Regions from separate parts of the Homo sapiens genome. Here regions 2 and 3 are each linked to region 1. A link is an interaction called in ENCODE POLR2A ChIA-PET data of the cell type or tissue named here. Cell type or tissue: Panc1. All regions are shown on one strand.

What was found. ChIA-PET counts read pairs that join two places held together with the same protein. Peaks named below come from ENCODE experiments on the same cell type or tissue, not always from the same donor. Only the 100,000 strongest peaks of a DNase experiment are listed, where the experiment ranks them.
Region 2: POLR2A ChIA-PET joins it to region 1 with 11 read pairs; 2 of 35 experiments call an interaction of 5 or more read pairs at or near these places.
Region 3: POLR2A ChIA-PET joins it to region 1 with 15 read pairs; 6 of 35 experiments call an interaction of 5 or more read pairs at or near these places.

Annotation. Positions count from the first base shown.
Region 1 is chr2:108,623,675-108,626,174 of GRCh38, forward strand. All of the region lies in intron 1 of LIMS1 (LIM zinc finger domain containing 1), which reads left to right. Among named protein-coding and RNA genes, the nearest start is that of LIMS1-AS1, 54 kb to the right of the region's middle. In Panc1, no CTCF peak of the experiment used is centred here; no DNase peak of the experiment used is centred here; H3K27ac peaks cover 1,967 bases.
Region 2 is chr2:108,197,625-108,200,124 of GRCh38, forward strand. The region is part of intron 1 of LINC01594 (long intergenic non-protein coding RNA 1594); the gene reads right to left. Among named protein-coding and RNA genes, the nearest start is that of LINC01594, 19 kb to the right of the region's middle. In Panc1, no CTCF peak of the experiment used is centred here; no DNase peak of the experiment used is centred here.
Region 3 is chr2:108,681,736-108,684,235 of GRCh38, forward strand. It overlaps LIMS1 (LIM zinc finger domain containing 1), which reads left to right. Exons shown (of 10, transcript NM_001193483.3): 10 at 2,150-2,500. The coding sequence ends at 2,264. Among named protein-coding and RNA genes, the nearest start is that of LIMS1-AS1, 4.4 kb to the left of the region's middle. In Panc1, no CTCF peak of the experiment used is centred here; no DNase peak of the experiment used is centred here; H3K27ac peaks cover 1,935 bases.

The DNA of each region.
Region 1 (2,500 bases):
AATTATTTGATTTTGAATACCTGTGCTATCAAACATCTTTCATACTGTCTCAAGTATTGCATAAGACCCATTCCAGCTCTCATTCCTTCTTACTCAAGTGTTCATTTCTTACGTTTGTGGACTCTTAACAGAAAAACTTTCAGAGACTAAAATTGGCCATGGCCACTGCCAGAAAACATTTTTTGCTCTTAAAGTTTAAATAAAAGGCTGTGCTCTGAAACACGAGATGCACGTGCTTAAAGAGCACTGTAATACACATGAAAATAGTTCCGGCGTCAAACTTGAAATTGTTCAAAACCGAAGCAGGTAAAAGGTGGCATGACAAACACTGGGCTTCCTAGACTTTTGTTTTAAAGTATTAAATATGACTTGAAACTGACTTTATTCACATACTTTGTACAGTGGAGCATTACCCACTGTGTTTGTGGTTACAGTTAGAGTGAAGTGACACAAGTGACATGCTTGTTCCAGTGGGTCGGAAGCCCCAGACCTTCACAAGGCATTGACCCTTTTTTCCCTGAAGTTTTTGGTGTCCCAAAATAACATCTAAGATATACCCATGTACCTACACTTACTCCTTTAGCTATTCTATCTTTTAAATTATGTTGCATTCAAACATAGTTGTTTTTTGACAATACCTGAATGACAAACACACCTGAGAAATTCCTGCCCTTTAAAAATTCTCAAAGTTACTTTTTCTCTGCCTCAGATAGAAGGGATCTATAAATAACTGATTAGAAACAGTACAAAATTGAAGTTTCTCCTGGTTGGGTTCAAAACAGCTTAATATAGGGGCTGGTGGCTGGATGCAGTGGCTGACGCCTATAATCCCAGTACTTTGGGAGGCCGAGGCAGGCGGATCACTTGAGGTCAGAAGTTCAAGACCAGTCTGGCCAACGTGGTGAAACCCCATCTCTACTAAAAATACAAAGATTAGCTGGACGTGGTGGCAAGCGCCTGTAGTCCCAGCTACTGTGGAGGCTGAGGCAGGAGAATCGTTTGAACCCAGGAGACAGAGGTTGCAGTGAGCCGAGATCGCGCCACTGCACTCTAGCCTGGGTGACCAAGCAAGACTATGTCTCTAAATAAATAAATAAATAAATAACAATATAGGGGCTGGTAGGCCGGGTGCGGTGGCTCACGCCTATAATCCCAGCACTTTGGGAGGCCGAGGCAGGCAGATCACCTGAGCTCAGGAGTTCAAGACCACTCTGGGCAACATGGGGAAACCCAGCCTCTACTAAAATATAAAAAATTAGCCAGGTGTGGTGGCGCACACCTATGGTCCCAGCTAGTGAGGATGCTGAGGCACGAGAATTGTTTGAGCCTGGAAGGCGGAGGTTGCAGTGAGCCGAGATCACGCCGTTGCACTGCAGCTTGGGCTACAGAGTGAGACTCTCTCAAACAAACAAACAAAAAATATATATAGGGGCAGGTGAACTTATGACCCTCAGGCCAAATCTGGCCTGCTGCCTTTTTGTGTATGGCCCATGAGCTTGGGATGGGTTTTACATTTTTGAATGGTTGAAAAAATAATAAAAATATTTTTCACATGTGAAATATATGAAATTCAAATTTCAGTGTCCACAAATGAAGTTTTACTGGAACACAGCCATGCTTATTTGTATGTGTTGCCTGTGGTGGTTTTCTGCTACGCTGGCAAAGTTGAGTTGTGACACAGACCAATGTGGCCCACAAAGACAAAAATTATTTACCTTCAGGCCCTTCACAGAAAACCTGGGCTGACCCCTGGTCTAGTGCTGAGATAAGAACTCCTAGAGCTTTCCCTTTTCCCTGTTCCTTCGGCCATGCTTCTGCCCTCCTCACTCTCTCACCTCCCAGTTAGGTTTATCTTGCCTGGATAAAATCAGGGCTACGTCAGCCATTTGAAAAGAATATGAATCCCCCCCCCCAAAAAAATGCAGTTTGAAATTTGTATCCCTAATAGTTTAGGAGTAAAGTGAAAATGGGAAGTTGCCACACAGCAGCAGTGAGCTCTTCGCTTCTTAGACCTCCTTTCCTCCTTTCCTGCAGCGTTGACCTTGAAGTAGTACCCTTCTCCTGATTCCTGGATGGATCAGGTTAACCAAGAATGGAAGTGCAAAGAAATGTAACCTTTACTTTCTGGTTATAGAATAAACCTTCCAAGCTCATATTTTTATAGATATAGCATATAAAATCATTTTTAAGTGGTGGGAATGTCCTTGCTTTGGTTTGAGAGTGAAAACTCAGATCATGTGTTCCTGACTAGTACATAACCATTAATTGAACCCCTGTTATAGGCCAGGCACTGCATTAAGTAAGGGCTTTTGTGTGTGTGGGCCCACCATGTCTCATGATCCCGTAAGAGAGAAAGAACTGAAGGCTATAAAGGTGGTCATTGTTATGAAACCAGTTTCTGTCCTTGATTCAAATAAGTTAGTGCTTAGAATTCAGTCAACGTTGGAGTAGCTCAGCCTAGGCTGTGTGTTTCTTGCATACCTCTTTTGCAGTTTGCTGA
Region 2 (2,500 bases), 430 kb before region 1:
AATAATGCTGCATATCTAAAACTATCTGATCTTTGACAAACCTGACAAAAACAAGAAATGGAGAAAGGATTCCCTATTTAATAAATGATGCTGGGAAAACTGGCTAGCCATATGTAGAAAGCTGAAACTGGATCCCTTCCTCACACCTTATACAAAAATTAATTCAAGATGGATTAAAGACTTACATGTTAGACCTAAACCATAAAAACCCTAGAAGAAAACCTAGGCAATACCATTCAGGACATAGGTATGGGCAAGGACTTCATGTCTAAAACACCAAAAGTAATGGCAACAAAAGCCAACATTGACAAATGGGATCTAATTAAACTCAAGAGCTTCTGCACAGCAAAAGAAACTACCATCACAGTGAACAGGCAATCTACAGAATGGGAGAAAATTTTTGCAACCTACTCATCTGACAAAGGGCTAATAACCAGAATCTACAACGAACTCAAACAAATTTACAAGAAAAAAACAAACAACCCCATCAACAAGTGGGTGAAGGATATGAACAGACACTTCTCAAAAGAAGACATTTATGCAGCCAAAAAACACATGAAAAAATGCTCATCATCACTGGCAATCAGAGAAATGCAAATCAAAAACCACAATGAGATACCATCTCACACCAGTTAGAATGGCAATCATTAAAAAGTCAGGAAACAACAGGTGCTGGAGAGGATGTGGAGAAATAAGAACACTTTTACACTGTTGGTGGGACTGTACACTAGTTCAACCATTGTGGAAGTCAGTGTGGCAATTCCTCAGGGATCTAGAACTAGAAATACCATTTGACCCAGTCATCCCATTACTGGGTATATACCCAAAGGATTATAAATCATGCTGCTATAAAGACACATGCACACGTATGTTTATTGTGGCACTATTCACAATGGCAAAGACTTGGAACCAACCCAAATGTCCAACAATGATAGACTGGATTAAGAAAATGTGGCACATATACACCATGGAATACTATGCAGCCATAAAAAATGATGAGTTCATGTCCTTTGTATAATAATAATAATAAAATAAAATAAATAAATATTTGTTTTCAGATGTATAATTATTGGGTCAATAATCTTATACTCATGGCCACACAAGGCTCAATTATTTTAAAAAATGTATGCCAATTTGACATTCCATCAACAATTCTTGAATATCTAAGTGAACCTTCATCAGTATTAAGTATTTTTTAAGTGTTTGCTAATTATTAGGGGTATCAGTAATTCTTTTTGGATAGCAAATAATTCACCTCTCTGGAAATAGTTTAAGGTAAATAGTGTAAATTATTCAGGACTATATACATGTGTTTTAGAACTATGAGATGTCTTCTGGTAAAAGTGAATAAAATAAAGCAAATTTTTTTTAATATTTTTACTGAATATTTTATGTATCTATTGACCACATTAAATCACTTTTTAGTCTTATTTAAATCTGTGGCATCATTTGCTTTTAGTAATCTATAAAAATCTGCCAAATTCCATTTTCTAATCTAATTTTGGGGCATTTCTTCCCCAATTCTCCAATAGTAGAAATTCTGCCTGAATTTCTACTATTCCTATCTTCTTTAGATTAAGGGAGAGGGATTTTTTGACAATATAGCTACACGGGTCATGCGTATATTGATTAAATGCTGAGATAATTTTAATGACATTTTACTCCTTTCCACACACACAAATTGGTCTAAATTAAACAGATTCCCAATAAAATATATATAATGTTATATAGTATTAAAGATACATATAATAAACATTAAATAAAAATATGTTATGAGGGTAGGTACCGATGAAAACATTAAAACTCAGGCAAGGCCCAGTGTGGTGGCTCAAGCCTGTAATCCCAGCACTTTGGGAGGCCAAGGTGAGCAGATCGCTTGAGCTCATGAGTTCAACATCAGTCTGAGCAACATAGTGAAACCCTGTCTCTATAAAACATAAAAAAAATTTAGCTGGATGTAGTGGTGCATGCCTGTAGTCTCAGCTACTCAGGAGGCTGAGGTGGGAGGCTGGCTTGAGCTAGGCAGCTAGAGATTGCAGTGAGGCAAGATCCTGCCACTGCACTACAGCCTAGGTGATAGAGCCAAACATTGTCTCAAAGAAAAAAAAAACAATAACTCAGGCAAAGTAATTACCAAATATCATAATATATTATGTATCTAAAAATAAAAGCAAAGCATATTTTAAATTTTTTGTTAATTCATAGCATGCCTATAGAATAGTGCAATACTCAATATCATTAGTCACAAGGGAAATTCCTGTCATACCAACTGAAACAGAGTCCACAGGACAGGTGGGAAATCACCCAGGGAATAAAACTTTACTCCAAGAATGTAACTCTTTGCAAGCCTGGATGCCAAAGCTGTCTGCTGTAACATGAAGCCAGTTTAATCCAATGGCTGCTGAAACAGCCTGCTGTGATTCTAAGAGTAGTTTTACCCAACATTGTCATTTACCAATCAGAGCTTGCCAGCTCCCAAAAATCTTACTAGTGCCAATGA
Region 3 (2,500 bases), 58 kb after region 1:
CATGCCTAGACCCCATCCGTCAAAAAAAAAAAACAAATTAGCCAGGCGTGGTGGCCCATACCTATAGTCCCAGCTACTCAGGAGGCTGAGGCTGCTGCAGTGAGCCATGACTGCCACTGCACTCCAGCTTGGGCGACAGAGTGAGACTCTGTCTCAAAAAAAAAAAAAAATCTTTCAGCATGTTTCGTATCTAAGCAAAGTCCATCTGATTTACGTAAGACATCTTCTTCTGTGATGTTCGAATGTGCATTCATACAATACCCATATGCTACTGTTTATGAATTCATTTCCTCAATGTCTTCAAACTCTTTTTTTATTCCTGATTTTTATGAGAAGTATTTCAATCTTTGAAATTCTTTTGAATTACCAGCATGATTGTTCCAGTTTTCCCTCATAGTTACCATTGTGTTTGGAGCTCTAAAAATATTTTGTTCCAGTTTACATGTTTCCTTCTATAAAGAGGAATTAAATGTAAATGTAAGATTAAAACAATGAGGCCGGGCATGGTGGCTCACGCCTGTGATCCCAGCACTTTGAGATGCCAAGGCAGCAGATCACTTGAGATCAGCCTGGGCAACATGGTGAAGCCCCGTCTCTACTAAAAATACAAAAAAATTAGCCAGGCATGGTGGCGGGTGCCTGTAATCCCAGATACTCGCGAGGCTGAGACAGGAGAATCGCTTGAACCTGAGAGGCGGAGGTTGCAGTGAGCCGAGATCGTGCCACTGCATTCCACCCTGGGCGACAGAGTGAGACTCTGTCTCAAAAAATAAAAAATAAAAAAGATTAAAACTGGAAAGCTTGCTAAGGTAGTCTGTCTGAAAACAGGAATAATTTTTTTCTTTTATCAAAAAAATGGCAGTTTTAATAGCTTTTGCTCTAAGATGACCTTGGGAGAAAAGCCGTAAAGTAATTCCCAGTGTAGTGTTTTAAAATAGAAGATTTTTCATTTTAGATATGTGTTTAGGAATTTCCTTTGTTACTAACATTGTCCTTTAAAATGATCTTGAAGCAAAGTCTAGTTTAATATAATGTTTAAATGCAGTAAAAATATCAGCAGATTTTATAATTTTTGTCATAGATAGCAATATACCACTAGATTTATTTCACAAATGCTACCTGAATATAATTTCACAGACAGTGAACAAGTTACCAAGTTGTATATTTACTCAATTCAAAATTAAACACTCTGGATTTCAACAGTAATAAGCTCCTGTAATTACCTGTTGGAAATGCATTACAGATGATCAGGAGGCTATCTGAAAAGTTGTCTTCTCCAGGACCATTTTAAAAATAAATTGATAATGTGTGTTGCTCTAGCTTTTCAAAAGAATAGTTGAGTTCTTCAAATAGCTACCGCTTACAATGCAACCACAGGTGATCTGGTTACATTTATGTTAAGAGTGATTAAAAACTTTCTTCCAACCTTTCTGTCAGATAACCAAAATAACCCCTTATAATTTAAAATTAATTAAACCTCATGGCTACCTAATTTAAAGTACTAAGTAAGATCATGTTGCCTCCAATAAAGAAATCATTCACATTATAAAAATATGATTCTTTCCTTTAGATAAATTTATCTTTAAGGTATTCTAAAATGTGATTACCATCCTAGGCAATACGACAGGACCCTGTCTCTACAAAAAAAAATTTTTAAGTTAGCCAGGCATAGTAGTATGCACTTGTGTCCCAGCTATTCAGGAGGCTGAGGTGGGAGGATGGCTTGAGTCCAGGAGTTAGAGGCTGCAGGGAGCTGTGATCACCACTGCACTCCAGCCTGAGTGACAGTCGAGGCTCTGTTTCCAAAAAAAAAAAAAAAAAAAAGTGATTGACTGTACTTAAGTTAATTATATTTACATTAGATTTCCTGTTTACTTAGTACTGAATAAAATGTAATCTACAGTCTGTGTTACACAGATGGATGTATAGAACCAATTTATAAGGACTTTTTTTTAAAATTATACTGAATTTTTATATATATATCACAATAAGAATTGAGGTTAGGATTATGGTTTTTTTACTAACATGAATATAATATCATCACCTAGTTGCCTTCGTTTAGTTCAGTACAATTACTGCACATCATTTATATATCTTTGTTGAATATGTTTCCACTAACTTCTTTTTTTTTATAATTTTTTGTCTTTAGGAATAAGTTTGTGGAGTTTGACATGAAGCCAGTCTGTAAGAAGTGCTATGAGAAATTTCCATTGGAGCTGAAGAAAAGACTTAAGAAACTAGCTGAGACCTTAGGAAGGAAATAAGTTCCTTTATTTTTTCTTTTCTATGCAAGATAAGAGATTACCAACATTACTTGTCTTGATCTACCCATATTTAAAGCTATATCTCAAAGCAGTTGAGAGAAGAGGACCTATATGAATGGTTTTATGTCATTTTTTTAATTAAAAAAGAAAAATTCATATAATCGTGTTTAAAACACAAATGAAGTCAGTATTTGCCTTTGTTAACCCTTATCCATTTGTTGACATGTAGACTGTTT